Regions from separate parts of the Mus musculus genome. Here region 1 is linked to region 2. The links are chromatin loops, found by intact Hi-C in ENCODE. Cell type or tissue: heart. All regions are shown on one strand.

Region 1 (8,000 bases), 88 kb before region 2:
TAATCGAATCAGTCCTTAATTCTTGCATGTTTGTATCTAATTTTTAAAAGAAAGAATAAGTATATGTTAACAATATGTATACTTTTTCTTTTAATCAGAGATTCTGAAAACTTCATGTTATTTTAATTTAGATTTGGTGAATTTAAGGGTTTTGAGCATGAAGCTGGCACATAGTGTCTGCAGGATTATTATTCTTTAATCATGGCTAGCTATCTAGTAACGTCATAGATTTTCAACAGTCTTTTGTTACCTTGCTTTCCTCCAGTTCTACATAGCTTTTGAACTTTGAGCTGAGGGGGGAGAGAGAAGAGGGAGCTTGAAACATTTTCCTTTCTAGAACTCCAGTGTGAGCTTGTGAGGTAGTCTTTTAGCACTATATAGAGTGGACCCAGGGAGGCCCAAGAACCAGAGGCCCAAGAGTGTGCTGAAATGTGCCGCCTCCTTAGGGTGCGAACCTTTGCGATAGGATGTGCTGTGAAACCTAAGTCAAGGTTGGTTTTGAAGGCTGGGGTGAGGGGCAAAATTGTTACTAGATATTAAGACCGTTTAATGTTCCTTAGCGTTCTGAATCCATCTCATGCCTCAGTGAGAATTACAAGGTTTTATTCAGAGCGTTTCAGAGTTTCATACGGAATCAGGAATTGAACAAGTTGCTTTTTGTTTAATGTTGGCTTTCAATAATCACATGGGATGATCTTCTGGACATAAGTGAAAACATGTCCAGGTCTCTACTGTCATTGCTGTAGGATAAAGTGCTCTGCCATCTTCCATGGTTATGAATATTTATTAATGTTGGAATAACATTTCATTGTTTAGATCACAGCTCAGTTCCTATAGAAAACGAACTGTAAACCTATCTGCAGACCATGCAAGAGGCACAATAAAACTTGAAGTGAATGTGTGCTGTGCTGCTTTTTCTCTGGGTTCTCCCTTTTTTTCCCTCACATCTCTTGATCCCTTAGGTATCCGAAGCTATTTCAGTGTAGGCTGGATTGAAGACAGCCCTGCCCTCCTGCCTTCCACAGCAAAGATTTTTCTCAGAAAAGTACATTTGTTTTTGTTTTTAAGTAAGTTGCTCTGTTTACTACAGGTAAAATTTGTGTGAAGTTGGGGGGGGTGTCACAGAGTTCCTCACTGGAACATGGCTTCATTTCCTTAGATAAAGGAATTTTGGTGGTGGAGGGGGGGGGTGGGTCGCCTAAAGAGGAGGCTGTACTATGAACAGTAGTTGATCTCCACATCTGAGTTTAGGTCTTGGCTGTCAAGCCTCCAGCATGATCAGGAAGCGGGGGGGGGGGGGGGGGGGGGGGGGGTGTGAGTAAAAATGGCTGCTCCGTACCCCAAGTTTACTGAAAAAGGAGATACGAAAGGTTTACACTAACATCTGTATGTATATATCCCCGGGTTGGAAGAAGGGGCTTCAGTGAGTGGACGCTAACTTTAAGCCCTCGTGGAGATTTCTTCTGGGGCCTTGTTACCTGTCCTCGTGGAAGAGGCGACGACTGCTCCTCCCTGCTTCGTGTGGCGAGCGCGGCTCCTTTAATGGGCGGGACCGGAACTGGCTGAGGCGGGGGGCGGGGCGCTCACGGCCGTTTCAGCATGGCGGCCGGCGCGGCGGCTGCTTTAGCGTTCTTGAACCAAGAGAGCCGAGCCCGAGCTGGGGGCGTCGGGGGCCTGAGGGTCCCGGCCCCGGTCACAATGGACAGTTTCTTCTTCGGTATTGAACGCGGGAGTGGCAGAGTGGTACGGGGCGGGTGAGGCGTGGCCGAGGAAGGCGGCCGGGCGCCGCTGTGGCCGGGCGCAGCTGTGGGCCGAGGGCTCCTCGCTCGCTCGCCCTAACCGGTTCTTCCCGAGTGGGATGCCCGTCCACGTGTTCTGGGCGAGCAAGCGGCCGGTTCCCCCCCCGCCGCCGCGGCACATGGCCGGGTGGAGGGGACAGCGGAGTTTGTGGAGCGTCCTCGCGCGCTGTCCCCTCCACGCGTGTACCCAGGCGACACTCGCTGGCTCTTGCAGGTTGTGAGCTCTCCGGCCACACCCGCTCCTTCACTTTCAAGGTTGAGGAGGAGGATGACACGGAGCACGTGCTGGCGTTGAACATGGTAAGGGGCCGCAGAGGGAGTTGGAGATGCGGGGGGCTAGCCGACACTCCGCCTGTCGCCCCTCTCCTCCACCCTCTGGTCCCCGCATCCGGTGCCACTGGGACTAGGCCGATTTTGGGGTAAGACGCCTTGGCTTTGGTGTCAGCCCTCCCTCACTTGAGACGCTGAGGTTCTGCCTGCCTTTCAGCTGTGCCTTACCGAGGGGGCCACGGACGAGTGTAATGTGGTGGAAGTTGTGGCCCGGGATCACGACAATCAGGAGATTGCAGTTCCTGTGGCCAACCTCAGGTTGTCTTGCCAGCCCATGGTGAGTTGGAGCCGTTCATTCCTCTCGGAGTCTGGTGGGACTGAGAACTTCGGTATTGATCTCCAAGTGGGTGGGCCAGCACGGCTCAGCCCGTCATTCTTGTCTTCCAGCTCAGTGTGGATGATTTCCAACTCCAACCACCTGTCACCTTCCGCCTGAAGTCCGGTTCTGGCCCAGTTCGGATCACTGGCCGGCATCAGATCGGTGAGAAGAGTGGGCCCTCTCCACTCCCGACTTACCCCAGTCTCATCTCCTAGTGTGTCCTGCATCTCAGGCTATGGTTCCAGTATTCTGTGCCTCCCACTGCCTCCTTCAGGCCTGGGAACTTGCTGTACCCTGCCTGCCCCAGGGGTCCAACTCCAGCGAGGTGGGTGGGCTCTTTTCCATCTAGACTTGGGGACTCTGGGAGATGAGGTTCCCTGTCAGCCTAGCAGCTGAATGAGTGGCTCTATCCTTGTGTATCCACCAGTTTGTATAAACAACGACCTTTCTGAAGAAGAAAGTGATGATGAGAGCGAAGAAGATGAAATTAAGCTGTGTGGCATCCTTCCTGCCAAGAAGCACAGGGGCAGGCCTTAGCCCCCTGGTGAGTGTGTGGGTGGAGGGTGGGGTCGGTTGGTGGGATTCCCGAAGGATCTGGGAAGTTTAGGGGCAGCAGGTGAGGAGGAAGACTCTGACTTCATTCTTGCTTTTCTCAGATCAGGTAACTGCTTGCTACAGGTGCCATGCTCCGTATGTTCCTGGACAAGTTCAAGAATGGTTTTCTCGATGAAGAGAATAGGGGGTGGGAGGGAGGGATGGACTGTGGTTCCTGAGGCTTCCCTTTTCTATTGGGGTGGGACAACCTTTGAACACCTCTTCTGACCCACCTAACCCAGATTCAGTCCCCAGCACTGCAAAAAAAAAAACAAAAAACAAAAAACAAAAGAACATGAAGTTCAGAACACATTTTTAACACTTTGTACTTTTTTTGATAAATATCTAAATAAAGTGGTGTACGGTTGGTTGTTTTGCAATCCTTGTGTGGCTTTTTCAATGCTGAGATGACATTTCCCCAGGGACCACCAGGTGGCACTGTGGCCGCACAAAGGTTGACCTAGCTCTTGAGTTGGTGAGATGTGGGATCCGATTCCCCAGGGCTTTGGGCCCAAAGCAGGCCTAAGTTCCTCGGCCTTGCTTGCAGAGGGGACCTCTCATTCCAGCCTGTTCCATGTTCCTGCAAGTGGGGGAGGGCCGTCACAGGAGGTTATCAGCTTCCAAACAAGGGGTCTGGGCCTCTGTCAGCACTCAGGCTGATGGGCAGGGGGACAGATAAGTGGACTTAAGAAACCTGAGGAATGCATCTCGAGCCCCATGAGGGGCTAGGCCCAGGGAGAGGGCCTGTGAGGGGTGGGGACCAGTCTCTGCTCCTTTGGTCTTTCGAGGTAGGTTCAGGGCCCTTAGAAACCTGATTCCCAGGGCCAGATGGAGGGAACTGGCCAGATTGGGTGACAGGGAAACCAGAATCCGGGTGGCCTGGCATATGGGGGCAGAAAGAGCCCCTGGGAATCAACCTCGGCTGAGGGGTTACCCCCCCTGCCCCCAGCACTCTGCCATACTGTCTTATCCCTAGACCGAGGTGGTTCTTGGGCCTGCCTACTGTTATGCCAGGAAGAGAAAAAGGGGTTGCTTGTGTGAGGACTGTGCACCCCCGGGGTCAGCAGTTCAGCAGTGTTGATGGGTTGGGATGGGTGGGGATCAGTGTCCTACAAACAAACAAAAGGTTACTTCCCCAGACAAGCTGAAGACTGACAGAGAACAGGGCCTGAGATTCAGGCCAATTCACACCAGCTGACCAACAAGTAGGGGGCTGGTTTGAGTTCAGGCCATTAACTTCAAGAGTGTCCCCTACAGTAGAGAAAGCGGTACCTAACCCAGGTGTGGTAGCACAGGAGACAAGAAAATCAGGAACTGGTATCCCGCTTGGGCTTCATGGGGTAGGGGTTCCTCCTGACTGTACAAGTGTTCCCCCATCTATGCGAGGAATTAGGGGTAAGTTTTCAGACTCCCTTTTTCTCAAGTGAAAGATGCCTGTCTGTGTTTCAGGGGTCAGGGTCGCGGGTGCCTTTTCTAGAGTCCCGGACCTTACCTCCAGGTGTTTCCACCACGGCCCTGGCTAGGAGCCATTAGCAGAGGATCGAATGGGAGGGGAAGGTGGAACTAGCGCCCTCTGGTGGGCGTGTTTAAAACTGCTCGTGGTCGTACAGCTCTATGTGGGTTCAATGATAGCTAAATTTAAGGCAGGATAGGAGGGAATAAGTCACTTAAGTTTTGAGTGCAAATGTGTTTTCGTTCACACGAAGCGCCCATGCTAGAGGAGAGGAGTTAGTTGGGGGCACTCACTTTTCCTGCCTCCTTTCGGCTCCTGCCGCCAACTCTTTCTCACGTGCGTGCGTTAAGTGCGGCCATCTCCGGAAACCTTCCAAACTCACTCGCCTAGCCCACGCTCATACTCCCCCACCATCAGTGTACCCCCTGTGACTCCACTGATCGCCCATTGTATTTCTGGCCTGTTTTCCTGGCGGGTGGACGTCGAGCACAGCCCTGCCCGCAGTGGGAGCCCAATCCACATTTGCCTTCTAGTTCAGGAGTTTTCCCCGGCCCCTTGCGGCGCCGTGCAGACAGACCTGGGAATTGTTTTTTCCTTCTTTCCAGATCACACCTTTTCGGGATAGCCCTTTTCTGCACTCTCGGCACACAACAGGAGTGCTGCCAATTATCTGGCCTCAGAGAACTTGTGCGATGTAGGCATATGATGGTGTCTGGACAATGCTGAAAGAAAAGCTACCCGATATGGGGTATGGGGACAGACACGAAGGACAGGACGGCAGCTTTCTGTCTTGGTTAGAAGCGGCTAACGCAGTTGCAGAGATTTGCATTTGAACCATCCTGACAGAGTCTGTGTCACTTTGAACGCTGGGCACTGGAGGCGCGCAAGGCTGTGACCTGCAGGCATGGTGGCCTGGGTGTGAATCTGAGGGGCGAGTTTGGGTCCCGGCGACCGCGTGTTTGCAGAGAGAGCCGTTTGTGTTGGCAAAGAGTGTGTGTTTGTGTTTGCAGGAGGGAGTGTGTGCATGTGTGTGTTTGTGTTTGCGGAGTGTGGGGGCGGCAGGGAAAGGTGGCCAGGCTGTCACTCAGAGATCAGGATGACAGGCGCTCCCTCATCTAGGCGAGGGAGCTCTGATTGCAGATTCGAGGAAACAAAATAGCAATTGTAATTACGGGGCTTTGATAAGATAAAGGAAGGAGGGAGCTGGCCGGGAGGCAGGCTAGCCAGGGAGGGAGGGAGAGCGGCCTGCGGGAGCCCGATGGCACATTTGCATCTGTCAGTCACCGCCTGCTCTGGGTGCCCACTGTGGGGGAGGCACATCTATCCTCGCCCCCCTCCCAAAGACAGGACATTTTGGGGAGACCAGAAGGATCCTGAAGAGCTAGGTGAAGCTCTTCTGAATCCATAGGAGTTTTCACATGTAAAAGAATTCTGTCTCTCAGAAGTGGGAAGCAGAGTTCAAATGTAGGAGTAAAACCTGGGAGACCTGGGACCTTTTGGGGGGTGGGGGGGGAGAGGCCGCGCTGGTGTCCACTGAGGGTGAGGGAGGTGATTCACAGATGGTGAATCAATAAGGTTCATCTCTGGAGGCTCCCTAACCCTGTTACAACTCAGGTGCTCGGCCCTACACACACACACACACACACACACACACACACACACACCACACCTGGGAGGAACTAAAACCCAGGATCTACTGACAGACTGCTTCCTGATCCCTACCTGTGTCTTGTGACTCAAACTTATTTTCAAAGTCTTGTGTCCATAGTGAAGAGAGGGCCCTTCCTTTTCCAGGGGAGCCCATCCTTCGCTTTCCATCTGTTTAGGCATTTACTCGTCGATACACTCAAGAATAAACACTCCTGAGTATCTCATATGCTCCACACATGAAGTAAATTCTGTGAGCAAACAGATATCACCTTTGTCAGCTTGAAGCAATGAAAAAAAAAAAAAAAAGACAAGTCATTCTAAAGGCCCCTCAGCAAGCACACAGAGAAAGCAAGGGGTTGGCCTTTGTCAACCCCTTGGACACTGGAGTCCGTCTACCCCATTTCCCCCTTCATGGGCCCACTCTCCAGTGGGACTGAAAAGAGCTATTGCCTGCCAAATCACTGACAGATAAAAGCTACCATCGGTTGGCAGGTGAAGCCACCAAAGGTGGAAGATAGTCTAATGGCTCAGTCAGGTGGCCCCCATCCATCCATCCAACACTACCTGCAGAGCTACAGCTCTGCCCTGAGCTTCAATCCTTGGGCCTGTAAGACAGATTCCTCCCTCACCTCCAGGTCTGGGTGGATCAAAACAGCGGGGAACAGAATTTGTGAGGAGACTCACCTATGAGCTCAGGAAGTCTACTCTGAGGAGGGCTGAGACTGTCTCCTTGGAACCAGTTCTTCTCTATATTGCTCAGCACTTGAAGGGCTGAGATGGACTCCCCTAACCATATATATATATATATATATATATATATATATATATATATATATTACTCCGTGTTTGCATTTGCAAGATGGGATGCATAAAAGGGGGGCGGCAGGCCGAACCGGATGGGGACTGACAAGGGCCTGCTTGCCTCTCTTTAGCCTACAAAGACTTTCTGGGGCCACCGCAAACCCCTAGTTCTACCCCGGAGGCACAGAGGATCAGTAGAGGGGAGGCTGTGGATGAAGGCAGAGCTGGGTGGTACATCCACGGAGCCACCTGGTCTTCAAAAATACCTGGCCTGGGAAATCTCTGTGCCTGCGGTAACAAAATAGTGGCTCAGGGTTCCCAGAAACCCTATGGAGAAAGCAATGGGGCGACGGGCTTGAAAAGGCTTACAGAAGTCTCTACCTTCTCACCAGCACCTCCCTCTTCCAAGTGACACAAGACACCAGGTACCTGCTCAAGGAAAACCTGGAACTCAGAAGGGGAAAGGCTAGGCAGCTTGGGTCCGTGTCCTGAATGTTGCTGAACGTAGTTATTTTTGCCCCTGCTAATTGCTCAGAAGCAGTGGCTGTGGGTCCTTCAGAGACCCCTGAGCTCTTACCACATAGACGCTTCAAGGTTTTTCTTAAGCTTTATAGACTAGTGCAGTTGGATGGACAGGAGCAAGGCTGAAGGTGATAATGGGGTGGCAAGGGGCATTTCTCCCTCCCAGAGCCTCTTTGGAGACTGTGAGACAGAAAACCAGCGGGGTTGGGTTTTTAGAAAGGTGAAGGCACCGGGTTCCAGTGGCGCCCAAGGGGACGCTCAGCACCGGGGCCCAGTTCACTGTTAGCTGCAGGCTCCCAAGAGGGGCGCGTGCGACCGCAGCACACATTAGGCGACCCAGAGACCTTCTAGGAGGCCAGAGATAAGCAGACCCGACCCTAAGCAGATCAACAGTCCTGCAGGACTCAAGTGTACGGGACCCCACTAAACATGTTGTCCCAGACGCCCCCCAATCCCTGGACGATCCCGCCCCCGGAACGCTGGAAGAGACAGGCAAGGGTAGTGGGAGGCGCCCACACCAGCCGCCCCCGCC
Region 2 (8,000 bases):
GTGAGGGAGGCACTGGGTTCAATCCCCAGGATTAAAACAAAACACTTATTTACTGACTGGGTAACCCAGGCTGGATTCAAACTCTCCAGCTCTCCTGCCTCCACCTCCAGGGTACTGTGATTATAGGTATGTAGTAGCACAGCTGGCTGGCGACTTGATTTGTGTGTCTGTGTGCACATGTTCCTGTACATGTGTGTGTGCACAGGTGTGTGTGTGTGTGTGTGTGTGTGTGTGTGTGTGTGTGTGTGTGTAAAGAGGCCAGAGGTCGATGTCAGGTGCCTTCCTCATTTGGTCTCTATTTCTGAGACATGATCTTCACTGAATCTAAAGCTTGCAAATGTGGCTGGACATTAAGCCCTAGATATCCTCGTCTCTACCTATGTAGTGCTGGGATTATAGGGGTGAGGATCAACTCAGGTCTACACTTCAGTGACAGGGCTGTCCCCTCAGCCTCTGCAATCTGATATTTTTAAGTGATAGTTTAGTTTGTATCTCAATGAAAGCAATATGGTATAATGGGTAAGATGTGTTCATTTAATTGTGTATTTTAATCCTGTCATTTTACTGGGCTAGATATATAAAAAAAATTTTTTTTTTTTTTGCCTCTAGGTCTTTTAGTAAACAGTAGGTACAATCAACACGGATGAACTATTCTGTGAATTACAAGTTAAAATTATGTCAATTTAAATAGGGTTCTGAAACCACGCATTATATCCATCCTTGTCTTCTTGTCTGAGTGGTTCACAGCACACAAATGCATAATTGCTGACCTAACGATACCATCACTTCAACTTACAATGCCTCTACTTTAACAGACTTCTAACAGTCAGTATCATACATGAGACTAAGCCAATTTATAGTGATCTCTAAAGTGACAAGCTAGACTCTTTGGTTGTATTAAGATATGCCTTTTGCCATTTCATTTACATACCAACCATTATTATACCCAAATACTCTTCTAAACCATGGCCTTCGAATTTGGAAATTGTTTTCTGCACGAAGCCTTTGTTGTGTTTTCTAAGGGGATGTGTGCACGTGTGTTTTTGTAACAGGATTTGACCTGTAACTATCACTGAGAATTTTCTTAGAGGAGTTCAAAGCATTTTACAGGGATCATGTCATTTACCCTTCCAAAGTAAAGCATGCATTGATCTCCTCTACAGACCCAGAACACTAAAGGGCCAAGGTAGGCGGGGTTTTTGTTGTTGTTTTGTTAAGATCAAAAAGTAATTCTAGGGCAATTCCAGATTCCGGTCTGACCTTGTTACATGATGCTTTTGCAACCCTTCTGTGCTAGGTTTCCAGTGGTTTTCAGAACCAACGTCTTACTCATTCCTGGTCCTTAAAAATGTTAAAAGGTATAGATACAAAAGAAAAAATCTTCAATCATTTTTATATGGATTTTTGGGTTGTTTTCAAGACAGTCTGACTACAGACAGACCAGGCTGGCCTTTAAATTGTGATTTCACTGCCTCCTAAAGTGCTGGGATTACAGGTGTGTCCCACCACTCCTTGGTTCTTATATAGAGTCAAGAAAAGGAAACTTATTTTGCCTTTTTCCCCCCTTTTGGAGACAGGGTCTCAGTATGTAGCCCTGGCTGGCCTGAGATCTGCCTGCCTCTGGCTCCTCAGCTCTGGGACTATTAGCATGTTCTACCACGCCTGGCTCTCCTAAGTCTTACTTCCTAAGTGCTGTCTAATAGAGAAATAACACGGAATACAAAGATTTCTAACAATTATACGAAATATACTGAATTCAGTTCAGTATGTCCAGACTACTAATAATTAACATGTAGTTTAGAATTATGTAAGACATCTCACATTCTTTTTCCTGTCTAGCTCTTCAAAATCAGCTGTGTACCTCACTTATGCTTACAGCACGCTCAGACCTGGAGACCCTGCCTTTCACACACACAGAAAGAAGCCACATGTGATTAAAGTGGCCCCACAGATCCAATGGGACAGCATCGATCTGTACTTCTGAAGCTTAGATTGGTTCAGGTGGATCCAGTGGGTGGTATGGGAAACGGATCCCTAGTAATCTTGTAGATTCAGCTCTGCCTATGTAACGGCTACTAAAAAACCCCTGCTTGGCCACGTGCTGCTTCGTTTGGGAGCTGCGGACTCAGGATCTAGAAGGTTGGTTTTACCTCCCTCATTGTTGTCGAATCATACTGGGACAACCTACAGGACCTTGGTTGACATCCTTCGTGAGACCAAGGGCAATGGAACTTTCTAACGTCTGGCTTGCATTTTTTTAAGAATCTGGTTTGTGGCTTGTGGAAAGAAGGCATCAACCTGGGGAAGAGGAAGCCTCATGGGACCAAAAGGCCCCTTGAGGGCAGAGGCTCAACTTTGATAGTTCCTGAAGCCACAGGCTCCTCTTGTGACGTAGGTGGGAGTTTTCTGTGAACCTTTCAGCAATCTGTCTGTCTGTCTGTCTCTGTCTTTTTAATTTGGACAGTCTCTTGCTCTGTAGGCCAGGCCGGCCTTGAACTCATGGCCATCCTCCTGCCTTAGCCTCATGCCGGGATCACAGACGAGAGCCATCAAGCTCGCTTTCTCCATCCGGTCTTGAAGACACACGCTTCAACTAGATGTTCCTGGTGCTCCAGAAGATGGGGATGTCAGTGACCAGGTTGGGGTTCGCACCCCGAAATACAGGCGTGAGGGGCGGGTCTCGGCTTGGGCCCGCGCCGCCCCATGTGACCCGGTCCGACGTGGTGTCGCCTCCTCTCGAGGAGGCGGTGGCGTCTTCGGCTGTGCGTCGAGCCGGCCCCGCGGCCGCTCATGAGCAGCCAGGGCCGCTCGGGTCCCCCCGGGAACCGCGGGCCCAGGGAAGGCGAGGGCGGGGAGGCGAGGAAACTGCAGGAGGCGAGGGTCGCGCGGGGAAAGCAAGGGAAAGGGAAAGGGAAGGGGAAAGCAGGTACCGGGCACGGCGGAAGAGGAAGCGGGGCGGAAGGAAAGCCGGGCCTGCAGCCGGAGAGGAAGGCAGCGGGGCCGGCGGCTGAGGCAGGCCGGGGACAGGAAGGCGAGGGAGGCGAGGAGGAAAGGCCGAGAAGCTCCGGGAAGCGGGATGAGGGCAGCGCAGAGCCGGGGAAGGAGGAGCGGAGGGTCGGGGCCGGGCGGCGGGAGGACGACAGCCTGGAGAGAGGACAGGAGCAGGGACCTCAGGCGTGCGGCGGCATCCCGGGAACCCGGACGGCCATGGCGGAGGACGCGGCGGAGGATGCCGCAGCGGCGGCCGTGGAGCCGGCCACCCGTCCGGCCGCGGGGCCCGCGCTCTGGCGCCTGCCGGAGGAGCTGCTGCTGCTCATCTGCTCCTACCTCGACACGCGGGCCCTCGGCCGCCTGGCCCAAGTCTGCCGCTGGCTGCGGCGCTTCACCAGCTGCGACCTGCTCTGGCGCCCGATAGCCCGGGCCTCGCTCAACACCGGCTTCACGCGGCTCGGCACCGACCTGTAAGCGCCCGCTCGCCCGCCCGCTCCCCGCCCCGGGCCGGCCAGCGTCCTGGGAAAGGGCGGGGCGCCGAGGCCTGGTCGGCTCGGGACCGTGTGGCACCCGGAATACTGAAGCCCAGACTTGCCCCCCACCCCCTCCCTCTCCCCTCCCCCAGCACCCTCGAGGAATACTGGTGTCACCCCTCTTCAAGATTCCCCAACCCGAGGAAACTTCCGGAGAGCATTCCTCAGTCGGCACCCTCCCCCGTGGGCGGCTACTCACAGTTAGCCATCCTAAAATGAGTATTCCCAAAGGTTTGGCTCCCTGGGTTCCTTGCCCTGTGTCCTGTGCGACAGACAGGACCTGAAGGGTGACTCCTGCTGGTTCTAGGGCCCAGGCCCAGGTCCACCAACGTGGTTTTTGTGGCCTTTCGTCCTGCCCACCCTCTCAAAGGTTGTTAGGTTTCAGGGCTCAGATCAAATTAAATGTGCAGAAAAGGGCTCAGAACCTTAAAAAAACAAAAACAAAAACAAACAAAAAAACCTTTCAGTTCCATTGTCAACCTATTTTAGGACTTAATTCAGGTGGAAGGACCCACAAAAGATGTCTGTGTGAGGCATCAAGTTGGATTTGGGGTAGGCGGTATCCAAGATAGGCAGTTTGACCTAGTAATATCTGAGACCCGTGGATGCAAACCATTCCTAAAACACTCAGGCTGTTAAACAGGAAGGGGAGAGCGTGTATGACAGTCACAGAACTGGTCAGGATAAACGCTTTCAGACTGCACCCTGCTCTTGCTTTGTTGTAACATATGCGAATATAATAAAGTTTTAAAAAACCGTAAGAAATGATCATTTGATGCACTCCTATTTCCATTTTAAAAGTTTTTCAGTTGCACACCCCCTAACCCTACTACCCCCCACCCCCCACCCCACTTCCCCATCCTAACAGAATGAATGCTTAATGAATGATGTAATAGATTTGGAGGTATGTCATACGCCATGACATAATTTGTCTTGAATTAACTCCTTAGAATAAAAATTTCAAGGTAGCCACTATTGGATTAAAGGTTTTGATGGGCAGAGGTCACAGTATACCAGCAAAGAATGAGTGAGCCGGTTTGATGAGAGAATTAAACCACATCTTTAGTGGGTGAGTGATAGTAGCCAAAGCTCTGTTATTTTGTATCGCTCTGCGCTAGCCAGGATAAATATTTTGCCATGTGTCTGTTTCACCTGTGAGACTGTTTCTTCCTACTCCTTGTCTCTGGGGTCTTGGTGTTTTTGTTATAAATTTGGAATTTTTCTGGGTCATAAATGTTTGACTCTTGTCTGTCATCTTTGATGATAGAGGTACATTTTCCAGTCAATTTTTAATTTTATTGTTATTAGAATTTTATGTTTCATTAGAATCTGCTCCTCCCCCCTTTACCTGAGAAATTTATAATCTTTCCACAAGCCTGACAAATTTGATTGCCAACTAGTTTTTTGTTAACTTTTTTTTTTTTTTAATGGCATTTCAATGTCAGTAGCACTTGTTTTGGTGTAAGGAGTGAAATTCTCTTATTATATTTTTCTCTAAATGGTTGCTCAGTTATTGCTACACCTTTGGCTAAGCAATTCCCCCCCCCCCCCCATTTTGTTTTAGAACGCTTACATTGCTGTATGTTGAATACACACATACATTTGTATATTCACTTTATATCTGAACTCTCACATTTTTCTCCTGGCTTATCTTCTCATTTCCATAATATTTTAAGCATGTTGCTCCTTGATAGAGTGTGATATCTGCTAGGGTTAGATTATACTTGCTGTGTTAAAATGTCAGCATCATTGTTCAGCTTGCAGTTCATGACCAAAACCATTCTATGCCTTTTTAAGGATTTTTGTGGTTTTCACTATAAAGTTCTAACATACCATTTTTTATTTATTACTGATTTGTTCCTGTGTGCTCTATGTTTATTAGAAAGGCACTTTTTCTGCATGCTTTCTAATGTGTCATCCTTTAGTAAGTTTTCAACATGATTGTCTTGTTTAAAGTATTCTATTCTAATATAATTTGTTGATAATGATTCCTTTGCATTTTATGTGTATGTAGTCTTATCACCTGTAAATATGAGTATTCCCCCCCCCCGCTTTTTTTATCTGAATAACTTTTTTAACCCAAAGGGAAAAGAACCAGAATTATATGTTTGCCTCTCTAGTAGTCTGTAGTAAAGTTTACTTGTAAACATTTTATGTGCTTTTCTTCTCTTTATGTTCTTAACGGCATATATTCACTGTCTATAGTACTGGGTTTCAGAAAGGCTTTTTTCTTTTAGACGGATCATGTGCTTGGACAGAGTAACTCATTGAAGGAATATTGAACTATAATAGAAGTTGGCTAAAATGCCTGGGATTCAAGCCAACCAAAGCAAAGTTTGGCTTTCTGTTGCTCCTTACAGTAGAGAATGAAAGAGTCGATGTTTATTTTTGTTTTCCTTTCTGATATTCTAAAAGCGAGAAATCGAGACTGATAAAATGAAAATGAATTTATAGTATAAAGTACTTAGAGTCTGCCAAATGGTATTTGTTCTGCTTTCCCGTTATTAGATATGTGTGTCCTAGCATGAAGCATTGTCCTTCCAGAGGAGTTGTGCTGCCGTGGCAGTTGATAAAGAGCAAGGGTCACTGCTCTGTTTTCTGGGTTGAGGGGAGAAATTATGCCTGTTGTAGCAGGTGGAGAGCATTTACCAGTGTGGCCTGCTTCTGGACAGCTGCAGAGACTTCATAAACCCCAAGAGAGGCAGTTGTCATCCCTGAAGAGATAAGGCCATGTACCTTAGTCCGTTCAGAGCATCAGGGCACCTTCACCCTGAGTGCAGAACATAGCTGCTTGCATAAGGTGGCTGTTCATGCTTTGGACTGACTGCACAACAGACACTCAAGTAGTTAGCAGTACAAAACTCTTAGTTTTATCTTCTTAAAGACTAGGAAGACCACCATTCTGTCAAATGAGTTGTGACTGTGCTTACTGCTAGAAGGCCTTCCATGAGGACTTTTCATTTTCCGCTGTCCCCCTTTATTCTGCCTATGTCAGAAGTGGGCATGGTTTGATTTGGAAGTACTGCCTAACGACAGGAGGGACACATACACACAAACACACACAAGACATCTTGAATGGTTTCACAAACATGACAGCAGAGCCTGTGGGCAGAGGGACTGCACTTACAGCTTTAAGGGCCTTCTGATTTTCAGAAACACTAACTGCCAAGATTTACTGACCTTCCGGCCCAGGGCAAGCCCTGCTCAGGTTAGCTGTTCCTAACTGATGGTAGCTTTGTTGAGTAAGATGAGCTGCTTTGGTTCCTTCTGATTGGTTAATGGTTTATACTTGTGCTTGAAGGCATTTGAGCCACTTAGAAACCACAAACAAATAATTTGCTTCCCTTTAGGCCCCTTGCCCAAACAGTGAACACTAAGAAGTATCCTAAGTGGGTTTTTCCTTCTCCACCGTCCCCCTCCCCGCCCCCCCCCCTTTTTGAGGAAACAAAAGGTAGTTTGAATCAGTCATCTGATTTCAAATTTGTTTTGTTTGAAAGCTTTATGAAGCCTGGGGGAGAAGAAATATCTTGGTTATAATAATAAAAATCAAGGTAGTGTTTCATACAGCAGACTTGTGAGTTGCAGAATGTGACGAGTATTAAGTCAGTGCGCACAAAGCAATGGCCGTGCGCTCTGTCCACACGTGATGCAGGCTGTATGCATGGAGCACACTGATGAGGGCTGGGGACAGAGGTGCTGTCTGTAAACTCTGATACCGAAAATTAGAATAAAGAAAGGGGAAATCTGCATAGAAACCCGGTTAAGGAACACGTTCAGTTTCTGCCAAAGCTAGCTTGATCCCCTTCTTTGTGTTAGTGTTACATATTCTCAAGGGGGTGGCCTTTTAAATGTCCCGTGGACAGTTTCCTGGGCGCTGTTTTACATTAGCCTGTGATAGATGTGCCTAGCATTAACAATAGGGGTTTCAGGAGTGGAGCTCCTGAGGTGTTTGCCCTGGCATGCAGGCTCATTCCTTTGGCGGTCCTGCAGCCTTGGGAGCTCTTTGAGGCTGGAGGATGTGGGTATCTATTTCAGTGGTGATTAACATCCCGAGTGGTGAGATAGACGCAGATAAGCAGAGTGTGTTTGTTTGTTTTAAAATGGTCGCACCTAAGAGTGCTCCCCACCCCGGTGGAGGGAATCGCATGAAGTGTCCTAACTGAGTGGTGGGCATTGCTGATTGGTCTTTAAGGCCTAAACTCTGGTTTTTAGAAAACAATTAGCAACTCAAAAGTAGCTTAGTAGGGTTTTTTTGTTTTTGTTTTTGTTTTTTTGCTTTTATATACTTTCTTCCTTACCTGGGAGGGACCACCCTCTCCTTAGTCCTCCAAGGGACTGATGCCTTAGTTGTTTTAGAAAGGTCTTATTGTCTTGTCTTTTTAATATACATATATATATACATATATATATATTATTTTTAATTATGGTGTGTGTGGGTCTGTGTATATGAGTGTGGATGCTTGGGGAGGTCAGAGA

Evidence for each region. Peaks named below come from ENCODE experiments on the same cell type or tissue, not always from the same donor. Only the 100,000 strongest peaks of a DNase experiment are listed, where the experiment ranks them.
Region 1: it touches region 2 in a loop (2.4-fold over the local background); 8 of 42 quality-filtered maps call a loop at or near these places.

The regions. Positions count from the first base shown.
Region 1 is chr19:45,743,156-45,751,155 of GRCm38, reverse strand. It overlaps Npm3 (nucleoplasmin 3), which reads left to right and starts at 1,591. Exons shown (of 6, transcript NM_008723.2): 1 at 1,591-1,717; 2 at 2,014-2,099; 3 at 2,287-2,406; 4 at 2,517-2,610; 5 at 2,876-2,992; 6 at 3,105-3,422. The coding sequence starts at 1,600. The coding sequence ends at 2,985. It overlaps Oga (O-GlcNAcase), which reads left to right. Exons shown (of 16, transcript NM_023799.4): 16 at 1-901. In heart, CTCF peaks have their summits at 3,470 (motif pointing right) and 4,617 (motif pointing left); DNase peaks (open chromatin) are centred at 1,555, 2,125, 3,695 and 4,615; H3K4me3 peaks cover 4,033 bases; H3K27ac peaks cover 1,934 bases; H3K27me3 peaks cover 3,622 bases.
Region 2 is chr19:45,655,237-45,663,236 of GRCm38, reverse strand. It overlaps Fbxw4 (F-box and WD-40 domain protein 4), which reads left to right and starts at 3,044. Exons shown (of 9, transcript NM_013907.2): 1 at 3,044-3,461. The coding sequence starts at 3,208. In heart, a CTCF peak has its summit at 3,823; DNase peaks (open chromatin) are centred at 2,776, 3,466 and 3,586; H3K4me3 peaks cover 2,111 bases; H3K27ac peaks cover 2,752 bases.